Regions from separate parts of the Homo sapiens genome. Here region 2 is linked to region 1. A link is an interaction called in ENCODE POLR2A ChIA-PET data of the cell type or tissue named here. Cell type or tissue: A673. All regions are shown on one strand. Each heading gives the region's core, and the rest is flanking DNA. Links, peaks and the distances in the headings are about the cores only. Region 1 has its middle 22 kb from the start of ABTB2. Region 2 has its middle 49 kb from the start of LMO2.

The links. ChIA-PET counts read pairs that join two places held together with the same protein. Peaks named below come from ENCODE experiments on the same cell type or tissue, not always from the same donor. Only the 100,000 strongest peaks of a DNase experiment are listed, where the experiment ranks them.
Region 2: POLR2A ChIA-PET joins it to region 1 with 10 read pairs; 2 of 35 experiments call an interaction of 5 or more read pairs at or near these places.

What each region holds. Positions count from the first base shown.
Region 1 is chr11:34,375,503-34,383,839 of GRCh38, reverse strand. No RefSeq gene overlaps it. Among named protein-coding and RNA genes, the nearest start is that of ABTB2, 22 kb to the right of the region's middle. In A673, for the core only: no CTCF peak of the experiment used is centred there; no DNase peak of the experiment used is centred there.
Region 2 is chr11:33,936,836-33,945,172 of GRCh38, reverse strand. No RefSeq gene overlaps it. Among named protein-coding and RNA genes, the nearest start is that of LMO2, 49 kb to the right of the region's middle. RefSeq lists cis regulatory regions at 1-538, 3,031-3,628, 7,455-8,202 and an enhancer at 1-2,434. In A673, for the core only: a CTCF peak has its summit at 2,222; DNase peaks (open chromatin) are centred at 2,102, 3,382 and 7,722; H3K27ac peaks cover 1,702 bases.

The DNA.
Region 1 (8,337 bases), core at 85-8,084:
GAACTAAAAGAGGAAAAATTAAAAAGAAAGTGAATAGAAAGGAAAGAAAATAAACCCGACCAACTAGCTCCTGCATTATGTACTAGTAAGAATCTGATGGATTTATCAACTGAAAAATAGTAACCAAAAGTCTGAATAAATGGTTGTCATCAAATGTTTTTGTCAAGTCAGTAAAATAATACAGCAATTTTTTTTTTTTTTTAGACGGAGTCTCGCTCTTTCACCCAGGCCGGACTGCGGTGGCGCTATCTCGGCTCACTGCAACCTCTGCCTCCTGGGTTCACGCCATTCTCCTGCCTCAGCCTCCCGAGTAGCTGGGACTACAGGCGCCCGCCACCACGCCCGGCTAATTTTTTGTATTTTTAGTAGAAACAGGGTTTCACCATGTTAACCAGGATGGTCTCGATCTCCTGACCTCGTGATCCACCGCCTCGGCCTCCCAAAGTGTTGGGATTACAGGCGTGAGCCACCGCACCCAGACTAATATAGCATTTTTAATGCTATATATTGCATTTCTTAACCTATGATGAATCTTAGACAATGGTCTCCATTTTTTAGTCTTATTGTCTTTCTTTTTAAAGTCACCAGAAATTAAGTAAAGGACGTATAACATGCTCAGAAATGCTATGAACAGGTACCCACAATTGGGTGGGTCTTTGATTTTGTTTGCCTTCCTGTAGTGTTGGAACCGTACTTCAATGTTCTGGGTAAAACTAGAGCCAGGAAAATGAACTATGCGCACATAGTTCATTTTGAAATGCAAAATGCAAAATGAAAATGTGCACATCAATTAGGAATGCTTTGGCTGAAAGTGAAAGACAATCTGGCTAACTGTGGTTTAACACATAGGGATTATTTTTCTACCTATTAAAAAAGTGATATAGGCAACTGCTGGCGTTGATTCAGTGACCCCATAATTTCAGGTCCAGCATCTCTGCAGTTCTTCTGTTCTCTTCCTCCCAATCACAAATGACCAAGACATCACCAAGTATAAAGATTAAGGCACCAGAGGCAGGTAGGAGGAGGCATTGCAAGGTACAAGTGTCAACATTTTGCTTTTATCAGAAAAGCAAAAGCTTTCTCCACAAACCACCAACAGACCACTGCCCACATCTCATGGTCTAGAACTGTGCCACCCCTAGCTGCAAGGAGGCTGGGAAAGTGAATATTTAGTTTTCTCAGCCTTTATAGGGAAGTTGGCAAGAGATAAGAAAACTGGAAACAGCTATTAGTGAAGCCAGCTAAGCTTTAATGCCTAAAATATTCTCCCTGCAACGTCCAAAATATCTACCATGAAAATGAATTCTTTGGCATTAAAAATAACTTTTAGAAGGCATCTATTTACATATACATGTTTCCTGGAAGGATGATGTAGCAACACACTGGTGCCCATTATCATTTTAGCATTAATTTATTTCTGAAGATTTGCTAGTATTTGCCTAGTACAAAGCCAAGTGTTAAGAGAATAAGATAACTAGGCTTCAACATAGTAAAAATATGCCAGGAAAATTCCAGACACCATCAGTGAACCTTATTAGTTTCAATAAGCAGGTGAAGGCATTACATTTAGCAAGTAGGCAGGGCAGGAAACACTAAAATACATTTCACCCACTGCATTATGTCTAGGATCAGCCTCAAAGCCAGCTCCTGAAGGGCATAGCAGATTGCATCTAATATGTGCCATCAAAACTGGCCCACTACTCCTTTTCAGCCTATCCGGAATCAAGCAGGCATGAAAAATGGACATCATGGAGATGTGATGACAGAAGGCACATACCTAGATTTCTTTCCTCATAGTACAGTGGTTGTTAAGAGCACAGAGTCTAGAACTAGCTAGATTCTTGGGCTCCAAATCCTGGCTCTACTAGCTCTATGACCTTATCAAGTTACTGACCATCACTGTGCTTTGGTTGCCTCATCAGTGGAAAAGATCATAGGGTTGTGATGAGAAAAACAAGTTAATAAATGTAAATAAATATGCATGGTGCATAGTAGGTACTATATAAGAGCTGGCTGCAAAAAATAAGGCCTTTCTCCTGTGATCCCATTAGTATTATGCTTTCATATTTATATGTTTTTGGTAAAGTCTTCCTTTTCTTCTTTTTCTTATATAAGAACAACATAGTTTCACTACAAAGAACTCAGAAAGGACAGGGAAGCAAAATAAACTTTTTCAAGAAAAAAAAATCCACAATCCCTTTCCTCAAGGGAAAACCACTACTAACATATCATATTTCACCCATCTATGTATTTTTATTTTTGCAATAGTGTTCTGTAACACATCTTTTTAAAATTTGACAATATATTATGGACATCTTCCACATCTAGAAATATATTTCTACAGTGTCTTTTTAGTTATCACAAAGTATTCTGTTAAATGAGTATTTCATACTTTACCTTGCCAATTTTCTGCTGTTGAATATTGGCATTATTTCTGTTTTTGTTTGGTTGTTTTTTGTTTGTTTGTTTGTTTTTGTTATTACAGATAGCACTGTGATGAACATCTTTAGAGCTAATTTCTAGTGCATGTCCATAATATTTCCATAGGATAAATTCTCAGAAATAAAATTGCTAGGTCAAAAATCATGCGTATTTTTAAGGCTTTGATGAGTGTGCTTCAATTGATCTCCAGAAAAAAAAAATGCATCCAAGTATCCATTCATTTCCTTACCCCTCTTGAAAATACTATTATTTCTGTTTCATTTACAGTTTTCCTACAATCCTTACTAAGATCCCCAAACTTGATGGTGTCTTTGATATAGCACCCACAACACACAAATCTGTGATTTCTATGTATTATTTACCCTCAGCCCTTGGCCCCTGACCTTTCATCTTAGCTGCATCTCGAGGACTTCCTCTGGTGGACTGGATTTTTACCATGATGTATTTTATGGTGGGATTGTCAACACATCAGATGGACGATGTGATTGTCAACACATACCCTGACTAATATCTAAGTCTTCTGACACACTTTTATGTGCTGCTTACTCAATTACTCAACATTTACTCATCACCAGCTGAATTTGTGAACTACATGCTAGGGAAGCAAAGATGAATAATAATAGTCTTTGACCTAGAGGATCTTCAGCTAAAGGGAGGCAGATAGGTAAAAAGATAAATCACAATGCAATGGGAAATATGCTTTTAAAACATTTTTATCCCATGTCATGATAGCAGAAATTGCTATGCAGTTCATTCATTTATTTCCATAATACATAATAGGTCCAAGCTCTATACTTTCATTTTCAAAATTTATTATTTTTTTATAACAAAGCAATACATGCTCATTTCAGAAAGATCAGAAAATGTAGACAAACAGGAAAAAAACGCTACTTTTAAACTGTAATCCCATCTGTCTTGTCACCATTAGCACTTTCATATATTAAGTTGTTTTCTACTTTTTTAAAACAAAAGTTAGATCAAAACACACATGTTGGCTGGGAGCAGTGGCTCATACCTGTAATCTCAGCAATTTGGGAGGCTGAGGCAGGCAGATCACTTGAGGTCAGGAGTTCGAAACCAGCCAGCCAACATGGTGAAACCCCATCTCAACTAAAAATACAAAAATTAGCTGGATGTGGTGGTGCATGCCTGTATTCCCTGCTACTTGGGAGGCTGAGCCAAGAGAATCATTTGAATTCGGGAGGTGGAGGTTGCAGTGAGCCTGGGTGACAGAGCGAGACTCCGTCTCAAAAACAAACAAACAAAAAACATTTCTGTGATTTGCTTTTTTCACCTAATTATCATAAACATATTTCAAGACAAAAGATATATTTCTGCATCACTTTAAATGGCTCCATATTATTCCACTATATGGATATTTACTTATTTTTAACAATCTGCCATTGTTAGACAGTTACATGTTTATATCTTTTTATAATTACTAACAATACTGCAATTGATTTTGTTGCTAAATATTTGTGCTCATTCTTATTTCTTTACCACAAATTCCAATAAGTTAAGTCATGTGATATTTGAAATGCTTTTCTCATAGTCAGATTTAGAGGCAATGGCTGTAATAGATATCTCCCAGCTCAGTTGCTTTTTGTGGCTTTGGGTTTCAGTCCTACCTGCTAAAGATTAAACTTGATCAAAGGTGCATGTTCTAAGTGACATTAGCAGTGTAGTAATCTAGGAGGTCATAGCCCTTGTCCTGCCACAAAAAAAAAAAAAAAAAAAAAAAAAAAAAAAAAATTTCATAAGCTCCATAGACAAATATAGCCCCAGGAAAGCTCTGGAGTACAATTAAGAAGATGCAGCAATCTAAAAGAACTGAGAACACCCACATAGAATACGGTAGGAAGCGTTTTGCCTGCATTCACCTCATTCCCCAGACAAGCAGAGCCCAGTGAAGAAGAATTTCTTCTGCTGTGAGTCCCCCAGTTGGGAAAAAAAGAGAGCAAAAGGACTTGGCAGGCTTCACCATCGAGGACCCCAGCAGTCATTGTGCTAAGGCCCTGCAGTCTTTGCCAAGAGTAACCCCAGCTGCCAGAGTCACCCAGAGCCCATCAAGCTACTTCCTCATGCCAGCCACAGATAAAGGTCTTTCCCTACCAAAGACAGTCTGTAAAGTTTGAAAGAGGTGACTGTTTCTTCAAATGCACAGACACCAATAGGGTCATATCTTAAAGATATTGTGGTTTGGGTTTCAGACCACTGCAATAAAGTAAATATGCAGTAAAGTGAGTCACACAAATTTGTTGGCTTCCCAGTGCATATAAAATATGTTGATATTATACTGTAGTCTATAAAGTGTGCAACAGCATTATTTCCAAAAAACAATGTACATATCCTAATTTAAAAATACCTCATTGCTAAAAAAAAGGCTAATGATCATCTCCTTGATCCACGGGCTGCAAAATAGATGTTGTGTTAGCAGGCAAAAATCAACTTTAAGGCTGGGCATAGTGGCTCATGCCTGTAATCCCAGAAGTTTGGGAGGCCAACGTGGGTGGATCACCTGAGGTCGGGAGTTCGAGACCAGCCTGATCAACATGGAGAAACCCCATCTCTAGTAAAAATATGAAATGAGTGAGGCATGGTGGTGCATGACTGTAATCCCAGCTATTCAGGATGCTGAGGCAGGAGAATCACTTGAACCCAGGAGGCAGAGGTTGCAGTGAGCCGAGATTGCACCATTGCACTCCAGCCTGGGCAACAAGAGCAAAACTCCATCTAAAAAAAAAAAAAAAAAACCAATTTTAGTTTTCTTATCTATCTCCATCAGAGAGAGATCTTGGGTGACTAAGCACATTGTCAATGAGCAGTAATATTTTGAAAGAAATATTTTATTGTGATAAGTAGGTCTCAACAGTAGGATTAAAATATTCAGTAAACCATGCTGTAAACAGATGTACTATCATCCAGTTTTGTTGTTCCATTTTTAGAGCACAGGCAGTGTAGAGTTAGCATAACTCTTAAGGGTCCTGGAATTTTCAGAATGGTAAATGAACACTGGCTTCACCTTAAAGTCATAAGCTGCATTAGCCCCTAATGAGAGAGTCAGCCTGTTCTTTGAAGCTTTGAAGCCAGGCATTGACATCTCTCTAGCTATGAAAGTCCTAGATTACATCATCTGATAGAAGACTGTTTCATTTACACTGAAAATATGTTGTTTACTGTAGCTACCTTCATCAGTGATCTTAACTAGATATTCTGGATAACTTGCTACAGCTTCTAAATCATCTTTTACTGCTTCACCTTGCACATTTATGTTATAAAGATGACCTATTTCCTTAAACCTCATGAGCCATCTTCTGCTAGCTTCCGACTTTTCTTCTGCAGCTTCCTCACCTCTCGCTGCCTTCACAGAATTGAGGAGTGTTAAGTCATGGCTCTAGGTTATGGCTTGGCCTAAGGGAATATTGTGCCTGGTTTGATCTTCCATCCAGACCACTAAAACTTTCTTCATATCAGCAGAAAGTTTGTTTCACTTTTTTTAAAATATCATTTGTGTGTTCACTGGAGTATTACTTTTAATTTCCCTCAAGAACTTTTCTGGACAAGGCATGGTGACTCATGCCTGTAATCCCAGCACTTTGGGAGGCCAAGGCAGGCAGATCACCTGAGGTCAGGAGTTTGAGACCAGCCTGACCAACATGGTGAACACCATTTCTACTAAAAATACAAAATTAGCTGGGCATGGTGGTACATGTCTGTAACCCCAGCTACTCAGGAGGATGAGGCAGGAGAATTGCCTGACCACAGGAGGCAGAGGTTGCAGTGAGCCAAGATTGTGCCACTGCACTCCAGCCTGGGTGACAGAGCAAGACTCCATCTTAAAAAAAAAAAAAAAAAAAAAAAGCTTTTCCTTTGCATTCACAGCTTGGCTGTTTGGCACCACAGGCCTAGCTTTTGGCCTGTCTTGACTTTTAACATGCTTTCCTCACTAGGCTTAATCACTACTAGGTTTTGATTTAAATTAAGAGACATGCAACTTTTCTTTCACTTGAACATGTAGAGTCCATTGTAAGGTTATTAACTGACCTAATTTCTATACTGCTGTGTCTCAGGGAATAGGAAGAGAGATGTCTCAAGGGAAGAAAGAGAGATGAGCGAGTGGCTGGTTGGTAGAGTGATTGGAACATACACAACATTGCCGTGGCTCATGCCTGTAACCTTCCACTTTGGGAGTCTGAGGAGGGCAGATCATCTGAGGTCAGAAGTTCAAGACAAGCCTGGCCAACATGGCAAACCCCCGTCTCTACTAAAATACAAAAATTAGTGGGGCATGGTGGTGCACACCTGTAGTCCCAGCTACTCAGGAGGCTGAGGCAGGAGAATCACATGCTGAGGATTTCTCAGCAGAAACCTTGCAGGCCAGGAAAGAGTGAGATGTTATATTTAAAGTACTGAGAAAGAAAAAAAATTGTCAACCAAGAATATTATACCTAGCAAAACTATCCTTAAAAAAGAAAGAAAGATAAACTTTTTTTCAGACAAACAAAAATTGAGACAGTTTGTCACCACTAGATCTGTCTTGTAAGAAATGCTTAAGGGAGTTATTTAAATTGAAATGAAAACATGATAAACAGCAACATGAGAGCATATGAAAGCACATATCTCACTGTCTATATATTCAGTAAACCATGCTCTAAACAGATATACTGTCATCCAGGATTTATTGTTCCATTTATAGAGCACAGGCAGAGAGTGGATTTAGCATAACTCTTAAGGGCCCTAGGATTTTCAGAATGGTAAATGAGCATTGGCTTCCCTTTAAAGTCATGAGCTGCATTAGCCCCTAACAAGAGAGTCAGCCTGTTGTTTGAAGCCAGGCATTGACTTCAGGTAAATATATAGACAAATACAGAATAATGTATCAATGTAATGGCATTGCATAAATTACTTTTAACCCTAATATCAAAGTTAAAAGACAAAAAATATTTAGAATAAATATAACCGGGGCAGGTATGGCAGCTCATGCTTAAAATCCCAGCATTTTGGGAGGCTGAGGTGGGTAGATCAGTTGAGGCCAGGAGTTCAAGACAAGCCTGGCCAACTTGGTGAAACCCCATCTCTACTATAACTACAAAAATTATCTGGGTATGGTGGCACACGTCTGTAATCCCAGCTACTCAAGTGGCTGGGGCACAAGAATCACTTGAACCTGGGAGGCAAAGGTTGCAGTGAGCCACGATCATGTCACTGCACTCCAGCCTGGGTGACAGAACAAGATTCTGTATCAAAAAAAAAAAAAGGCACAACTATAACCACAAATACCTGTTAATGGATACACAATATAAAAAGAAATAAACTCTGGCTACAAGAACAAAAATATGTATGTATGTGGCAGGGGCAAAAGTGTATAGTTTTTGTATGTAATTAAAGTTAAATTGTTACAAACATAAAATATGCAGATATAGCTACAAGATATTCGATTCCAGCTTTGAGGTAAACACAAAGAAAAAAAATAATAGGTGCACAAAAGATAAAAAGAAAAGAATCCAAGTAAATCACTGCCAAAACAAAGAAAAAATCACCAAATAACAAAAGAAGATAGAAAGTAAGGAAGAGAACAAAATAACTGCAAAACAAGCAAACAGAAACAACAAGATGGCAATAGTAAGTCCTCACTTACCAATTTACTTTAAATGTAAAAGGACTGCAAGAGACTCACTTTAGATTTAAGGACACACATGGGCTGAAAGTGAAGGAATGAAAAAATATATTCCATGCAAATGGTAACCAAAAGAGAAGAGGGTTGGTTATACTTATATCAGACAAAATAGACTGATATAGACAGATAGATAGATAGATAGATGATAGATAGATAGATAAAACTGTTTCTAGAGATAGATGAGGTCATTATATGATGACAAAAGCACAGTTAACAGA
Region 2 (8,337 bases), core at 168-8,167, 440 kb after region 1:
GGACCAAGGAATTTGGACTGAAATGCTCATTAGAGAGCAACTAAAAGCCAAAGTCAGCTATTCCCTTTGAACTAGGTATGACAAAGTTGGGACTGGATATTATCTTCTGAAGCAGCTAACTGTTACATGAAGACAAGGGAGTGGGAGGTCTCCTGGGCCCAAATCAAATGCATCAAAGACCATAGTGTCCCTTCCCCAGATCCCAGATGTTCACACAACATGGCCAGAGAGATTAGTACTGGTCTTCCTGTGGCTCCCTGATGCTGCTATCCAGCTGTTATCTGGCCCAACCTGCTGCCAGGCCTTGGGGAGGCTGAGCCACAGCCCTGCCTCAGAGGGGCCCTGTCATCTTTCCATTAAAGCTACCTCCATTACTTCTAGTGACGGAAATGTTCTACCAGCTACAGGGCATTGGGGTGTGCTTAGTCTCCAGAACCACCTCTCATTAATCAGCCACCTCCAACCATTTTGGTGCCATAGGGGCAGAGATTCACCTCCGTAACAAAATATATGAAACTTGGATGGTGTTTCCTGTTAAACGAATGAGTCTTCTGATTTCTTTGATCTCACCCTCCTACCAGACAGAAATTGATAAATGGGGACATGTTCCAATGAGAGTGACCAGCCTCATGGACTGGACTCACAAGCATTCTGGATGGAGACATCTCGGAAGGAATATACCAACTCTTTTGTAATATTTGATGAGTTTCCACACAGAAGCAGTGTTAGACCTAAATTTCCTATGGTTCTGGAGAGCACAGCAAAAACTAAATGATGGCTCCAGAGCAACAGCATTTAATTCAAATAAAAGAAGAAATCTCTATCAACCAGAATGATCTGAAAACGAAATGGACTACCTAGTTGAGTAGTGAGTCTCCTGTCCAAGCCTTACCTGGGTATGAGTTGTATATTTCATTCTATTACACATATAATAAGGGACGTTTCGTAGGTAGGCTATTCCTGAGGAAGGTCTGGACACTGAGAAGTAGGGAAAAGGGATACTCTAATACAAATAAAAATTAAACATCATTAGTAGCTCCCTATGTGGGTAATGAGCACTTCCATGTACCAGCACAACAATCCTGTGCAGTGAGTCCTATAATTACCACCATGATACAGGCAAGGAGACTGAGATGGAGACAGGTGTGTAACTTGTCCAAGGTTGCACAGCGAGGAGGTGCAGAGCTGGGACTCAAATCCTAGCAGCCAAACTACCACCCATTATGCCAGAGTACCCGCTCCATTCCTACTTCCTCTCTACCTCCCCAGTCCCTTCTATTATAGTATAAAACGACTAGAGCTTGAAAAAGAGATTTCTGGACAGGCACGGTGGCTCACGCCTGTAAATCCCAGCACTTTGGCATTTTGGGAGGCCAAGACAAGAGGATTGCTTGAGCCCAAGAGTTCGAGACCAGCTGGGCGACATAGTGAAAACTTGTGTCTACAAAATAATAATAATAATAAAAATGCCGGGCACGGTGGCTCACACCTGTAATCCCAGCTCTCTGGGAGGCCGAGGCAGGTGGATCACTTGAGGTCAGGAGTTCGAGACCAGGCTGGCCAACATGGTGAAACCTTGTCTTTACTGAAAATACAAAAATTAGCTGGGCGTAGTGGCGCACACCTGTCATCCCAGCTACTCAGGAGGCAGAGGCACAAGAATCGCTTGAACCCAGGAGGCGGAGGTTGCAGTGAGCCAAGATCCTGCCACTGCATTCCAGCCTGGGTAACAGAGCGAGAACTTGTCTCAAAAAAAAAAAAAATTCTACCAAGAAAATTCATCAGAATGGGCCCCAAACTCAGAATAGTAACTAACAATTAAAAAAGACCTAAATCAGGGGAAATGACCATGCTTGAGTACAATTTGCAAATCACCTTGAAAGAGAGAGTATGTCTTCCAGAAAATCGAGAGCCAATTTTAAAACACCCACATCCTCTGGGCCTCTCCCTCCTCCCCAAAGTTTCTTCTGGCCTTGCTCAGGCAAAAATCCCTTTGCCTTCATTTGCATTGTTCTTGGGAGGGGGAGAGTGAGCCAGCTCTGAAGTCACTCCTCTGAGAAGAGAGCCAGAATCACACCACAGTCAGTGTGACCAGCGTGACCTCCGTGGGAATTTGGCTGAAGCATCCAAAATGAGTCAAATGAATTAATCAACTCTTCCCCTAGAGAATGCGGACACTTGATCCTTCACAAGAAAATGAGGATGCCCCACCCAGTGGCAAGAAATGAGGGCACTGGTTACCAAAAGGAAAATAGAAAAATGGGAAGAACAGTGTTTTAAAGTGCATCTACCTTGTTTGACCCTGAGCTTGGGTGGCAGACCCAGGTGGGTCTGCCAGGCCACCATCATTTGTCAAACTACATTCACCCTGGACATTCAGGAAGGCCCTAAAACTGAAACAGCATCTCCCAACAGCATCTGGAGGACCACAAAGAATTTCTGTGGGGCTACATCATTTTCCCCAGTGTTTCTCTATGCCTTGCAAAGCAGTTGATTATGAGGATCCTAGGCTCTTTTTTTTTTTTTTTTTTTTTTTAAGGGATGGGGGTCTCACTCTGTCTCCAAGGCTGGAGTGCAGTAATGCAATCATAGCTCACTGCAGCCTCAAAATCCTGGGCTCAGGGGACCTTCCTGCCTCAGTCTTCCAAGTAGCTGGACTACAGGTATGTACCACCATGCCTAGCTATTTAAAAAAATTTTTGGAGAGATGGGGTCTCACTATATTGCCCAGGCTGATCTTGAACTCCTGGCCTTAAGGTATCCTCCCACCTCAGCCTCCCAAAATGCTGGGATTGCAGGTGTGAGCCACCGCCCTCTGCCAAGGATCTGAGGTTCGTGAATATCCCAGAGCCCTGATACAATCTAGAGGTCACATTGTATTAACTTTTTCTAACTCCTTCTTCCTTTGAGCCACCTCATGAAGTGCCTACTTACTTGGGGTTTCCATTCTAGGCTGCAGGGGTCCTACCCATTCCCACATCATCACCTTTCCACCAAGGAATCTGAGGGTGACCTGGATAGTCATGATTTTTATTTAGCAAGACAGTGAAAATAATTTTCATCTCAATGAAATTTTAAGACCAAGCAGATTGTGCATAGCCCTCCTTGGCCTCCTGGGACCCCAGGCCACTGTGGCCCCACTAGCAGGGAGGAGAGGATGACTTTGCAATGTAAGGGCTATTCGTCATTAGAACAACAAGGCCAGCAGCAGCATGGCTCTGGCCTTATCGGAGCAGGAGGCCTCGCTGGATTCTATTAATTGCCGAATGCTGTTGGGTTTGGCAGATACAGGAAGCAGTTTACATGGCTACACAGTGCCCTGGCTCACAGTGTCTCTGAAATGGTATTATTGTAGTGGGATAATTGTGATTAGGGACAGTTCCCCGAGGAAGACCAGGCCTTTGATGATTGAGTCACTTCCTCTCTACTCTACTTCAGTGTGATAGCGTGGCTCGCCCCACAGACACACACACCCTTTGCTGGCCAGAGAGCCCTGAGTCCCACAGCAGGGTTCCCAAACCAAGAGCCAAGAGCTGCATCAGAGCCAGGATCATTGGAGAAATGGAAGCAGGCTAGAGACCACCCCCCACCATTTTTTTTCTTTTTTAGGTCATGATGACAAGCAACCTGGTTAATGATTTCAGTTGTAAATGTGTCCCTAACTCCTACGACAGCATGTGCTTTGGAGCTGGAGGAACCAGGCTCTATGTTTACTGGCTGTGTGACTTTGAGAAGTCCATTCTTTGAGCCTCAGTTTCCCCATTTGTAAAGTGAGGATGATAAGAGAATCTACCTCAAATGATCATTGTGGGGGTTAAATGGGATTACTTTAACGTTTGTAAGCACCTGATAAATGGTAACTATATTATTATTATTGCCATTGTTGTTATTGCCACTAAGTACTGCCCCCAACCCCAAGCAATAATTTCCTGAAGGCTGGATCGGGGTGCCTCTGCTTGGTGGAAATGCAGCCACCTCAGAGATGAAGGCTGAGGAGGGATGAAGCTGGCCTGATGAGAAGGCCTGGAGTAGAGCCACATCCCAGTCTCAGCTGCCTTAGGGGCCATTCCCCAGGCCTGAGCTCCCCGGGAATCAGAACCCACGTCTCTCTCTGTGCACTTGGCAGGCAGTCTCTAATCCTGCTGGGTGCTGCCGTATCACCCACTCTGCCCAAGGGCTTTTTGTTTGTTTATTTGTTTGTTTGTTGAGACAGTTTCACTCTGTCACCCAGGCTGGAGTACAGTGGTGCGATCTTGGCTCACTGCAACCTCCACGTCCGGGGTTCAAGCGATTCTTGTGCCTCAGCCTCCCTAGTAGCTGGGATTACAGGTGTGTGCTACCATGCCCGGCTAATTTTTGTATTATTAGTAGAGACAGGGTTTCACCATGTTGGCTGGGCTGGTCTCCAACTCCTGATCTCAAGTGACCCGCCCACCTTGGCCTCTCAAAGTGCTGGGATTATAGGTGTTAGCCACTACACCCGGACTGCCCAAGGGTTTTTATCCAGGACAGCCCCTCATGAGCTTCACTGAATCATGCATATTTCAGCCTCAGTCAGGCTTCTGGGAGGAAAACACCCATCTGTGCTCCTGGGTGGGAATAGCATTTGCCTAGACAAAGGACTCTGCCCTATTACTGGAACCCTTGAGTGGGCCCTGCAACTGCCTTGAGGTGTGAATGGGGCTGGGCTGAAGCAGGGTGGGGTTGGCCTGCCTTGGACCCTGCCTTGCAGAGGTTGGAACCAAAGCAGTGTGGCTGGCAGCATGTGTGAGCTCAGAGTCAGAAGTCTTGGGCTCATACCTGCCACTTACTAGTTGTGTGCTCTTAGGAAAGTCACTTTTCCTCTCAGAGCCTCAGTTTCTTCATCTGGTAAATGGCGATAAAAATACCTCTCTCAGAGCACTGTGGTCAGGATGAAATTAGATCTGTATGCAAAACACTTAGTGTAGTCACTAGCACGTAGAAAATGCTCAATGCTCAATATATGGTAGCAAAAGGAGGTAAGTTTGCCAAAGAGAGCACGAAACCCCACTGACAGGCTCTCAGCCCCAGACAGGGCAGATCTCGCACTGCCCCAGAAATGCTTCTGGGACCCAATGTGTTTCAGGAACTGTCTGCCAGAACCAGAGTCCCCAGACATTGGGAATATTCAGCAAGCTCTGTAAGGGCAGAGACCATGTTGATTTTGTCCTACATCCAGTACCAGTGTATCAGTTTCTTATGGCTGCTATAACAAATCACCACAACCTTAGGAGCTTAAGACTGTGCAAGTTGGCTGGGCACAGTGGCTCACGCCTGTAATCCCAGCACTTTGGGAGGCCGAGGCAGGTGGATCACCTGAGGTCAGGAGTTCGAGACCAGCCTGACCAACATGGTGAAACTCTGTCTCTACAAAAAACACAAAAATTAGCTGGGCATGGTAGCGGGTGCCTGTAATCCCAGCTACTTGGGAGGCTGAGGCAAGAGAATCACTTGAACCCCAGAGGCAGAGGTTGCAGTGGGCAGAGATTGCGCCATTGCTCTCCAGCCTGGGCAACAAGAGTGAAACTAAGTCTCAAACAAACAAACAAACAAACAAACAAAAACCCAGTGCAAATGTATTATGTTAAGTTCTGCAGGTCAGAGCCTAAAATGGGTGTCATGGGGCTAAAATCAAGGTGTTGATGGGCTGCATTTATCTGGAGTCTCTGGGAGAGAATCTGGAGGTTATCTGAACTCCTTGGGTCCTTGCTATTGTATAACATAGCATATCCACAGGTTCTGCGGATTGGAATATGAACGTTTTGGGGGAGCCATTATTTTGCCCCTTCCTCCAGCTTCAAAGTCAGCAGTATATATCTTCCAACTGGACTCTGATTCTTGTTTATAAGGACGCTTGTGATTGTATTGGGCCCACCTGGATGATCCAGGATGCTCTCCCCATCTCAAGGCCAGCGGATTAGCAACCTGGTTCTATGTGTAAACTTACTTCTCCCTCACTGTTGTATAACATAACATATCCACAGGTTCTGGGGATTGGGATTGGAATTTTGAGGGAACCATTATTTTGCCTGCCACACCTAGTATGAAGGAAAGTAGAGAAAATGCCAGATCAGAACACCGACTGTGCACTTATTTCGGACTGAGCATCCTGCCAAGGAAGGCCAGTGGATCTCACAGTCTACGCCAGGACACAAAGCATTCACTTGTGAGGATAGTCATGAGCACATTACAAGCTGTTACGACTTAGAGAGTGCTGACAGTTACAAAAGTCCTTAGGATGCAAAGAATCTCTGGTCAGTGCTCAACAAATTATTATATTTATTCAGCAAATATTCTGAGCATCAGTTAGGTGCAAAGTGCCAAGGAGGCAGAGATGAGTAAGATTACTATCCCTGCTCTCGAGGAACTTGTAGGCTCAGGAAAACCTCCTGGAAGAGGTAAGGATGGAGCCAGGATTGAATACAGGAGAAGGTTCAGGTGAGGGGAGAGCATGATGGTTGTGTGAGGTAGTACACATGGTGGTTTCGAGGGGAGAATCTGCAGCCAGGACTGCCTGGGTCTGGAGTCTGGCTGTGCGGTACACTGTGTGACCTTTGGCGAGTTTCTTAACTCCCTTATGCCTCAGTTGTCTCATTGAAAAGTGGTAATAATAATAGTAGTATTGTCACAGGGTCATTTTGAGGATTACAGGATTTAATATACGTGAAGTGCTTAGAGCAGTGCCTGGCACATTGCAAGCACCATGTAAGTGTTAACTAATATGATTATCTCCCTTTTATCCTTTTCTTAGTCTTACAATAGCAAGGAAGGAGTGAGGGATATTTCAGCAGGTCCTGGAAAGGAGACAGTTATGACAACTCATGGTCTCTGGTAAGAATGTTGGGGGTAGAATTTTCTGTTTTGAAATCTCCCAGCCAGGTGCCGTGGCTCATGCCTGTAATCAAGCACTTTGGGAGACCGAGGTAGATGGATCACTTGAGCCCAGGAGTTCGAGAGCAGCTTGGGCAACATGGTGAAGCCCCATCTCTATTAAAAACACAAAAAATTAGCTGGGCATGGTGGCATGTACCTGTAGTCCCAGCTACCTGGGAGGCTGAGATGGGAAGAGAGCTTAAATCCAGGAGAGAGAGGTTGCAGTGAGACTTGATCACACAACTGCATTCTGGCCTGGGTGATGGAGTGAGACCCTGTATAAAACAACAAAAACAACAACAACAAAAACCTAAAGTGAGAAGAAAAAAAAAGTTTTAACTTTTGGCTGCTGGGTAACAAATTGTCTTCATGCAGATTTCCTTATGATCTTCTCATATAAATGGACCAAGAGACACCGAGTTTGATCTGAGCAGCTACAACTTGCCCCAAGTAGGCCAACCTTAGGGTTGTGATGTGTGGGGGTTGTTGTGGGTTGGGGAGAATCAGGAGAGCCAGGAGCTCCAAGCCCAGGCTGGAGCAGGGGGCCCAGATTCCCTGGGAATACATCCCCTTCGGCCACTGGAATCTTTTACCAAACAGATCTGGAAACATCATCCTGGTCCTAAGTACTCACTCTTCCTTAAGCTCAGGGCTAATGGTTGATGAGTGAGCAAACGTCTCCGTTATCACAGAGGGCTAAAACTGGATTTGTTTAAAGCGTTTTCTCTTTGGAGGTGCAGTAATTGCTCTCCGATCAGACAGGAAGTCCTATTGCTCGAAAGGAGCCAGTGTTATCAAGAGAAAACACATCAGCGCCCGTCCTCTCGGGAAGGGAATTGTGAGTAATCAACAAGGCTCCTCTCCAGCTGGCCGTGGGGCCTTTGTTCAGACGCGACAGGTCAGGGAAAGTTTGAGCAGGCAGTGCTTTTAAGGGGTGGTGGCAATTCCAGTTCTTTCTCTTCATATTTTCCTCCCCAGGGGACAGGCTTTCCCCAGGGAAAGGGACTAACCTGGTACATTGTTCTGAAGCCATCAGACAAATCTGATTACATCACTCTCCCACTTGAAACTCTTCAAGGGCACCCTCGTTGCCTTCAGGATCAAGTCCAATTCCTTAATCTGGTCTATGAGGCCCTTTATCACCGGGGCTTGAGGGCACACCTCTCCCTCCTGCTGTATCTATCATCACTCCCAACCAGCTCTCTTCCTGGCCCCCAGTCCGCTCAGTGCCTGGAATGTACTCTCATCATGCCTGGAGCACCATCTCTACATGCTGTGGTGTGCTGGGTCTAAGACACTGCCCATCCATTCAGAACACACATGCAGACATGAGAGGGAAGTCTTGTGAAAGTGGAAAAATGAATGAGACAGACCTGACTGTGACAAACTTCTGCAAACCAGCCTCCAAAACCCTAGTAGCTGATCTCAGCAAGGCTTTTTGTG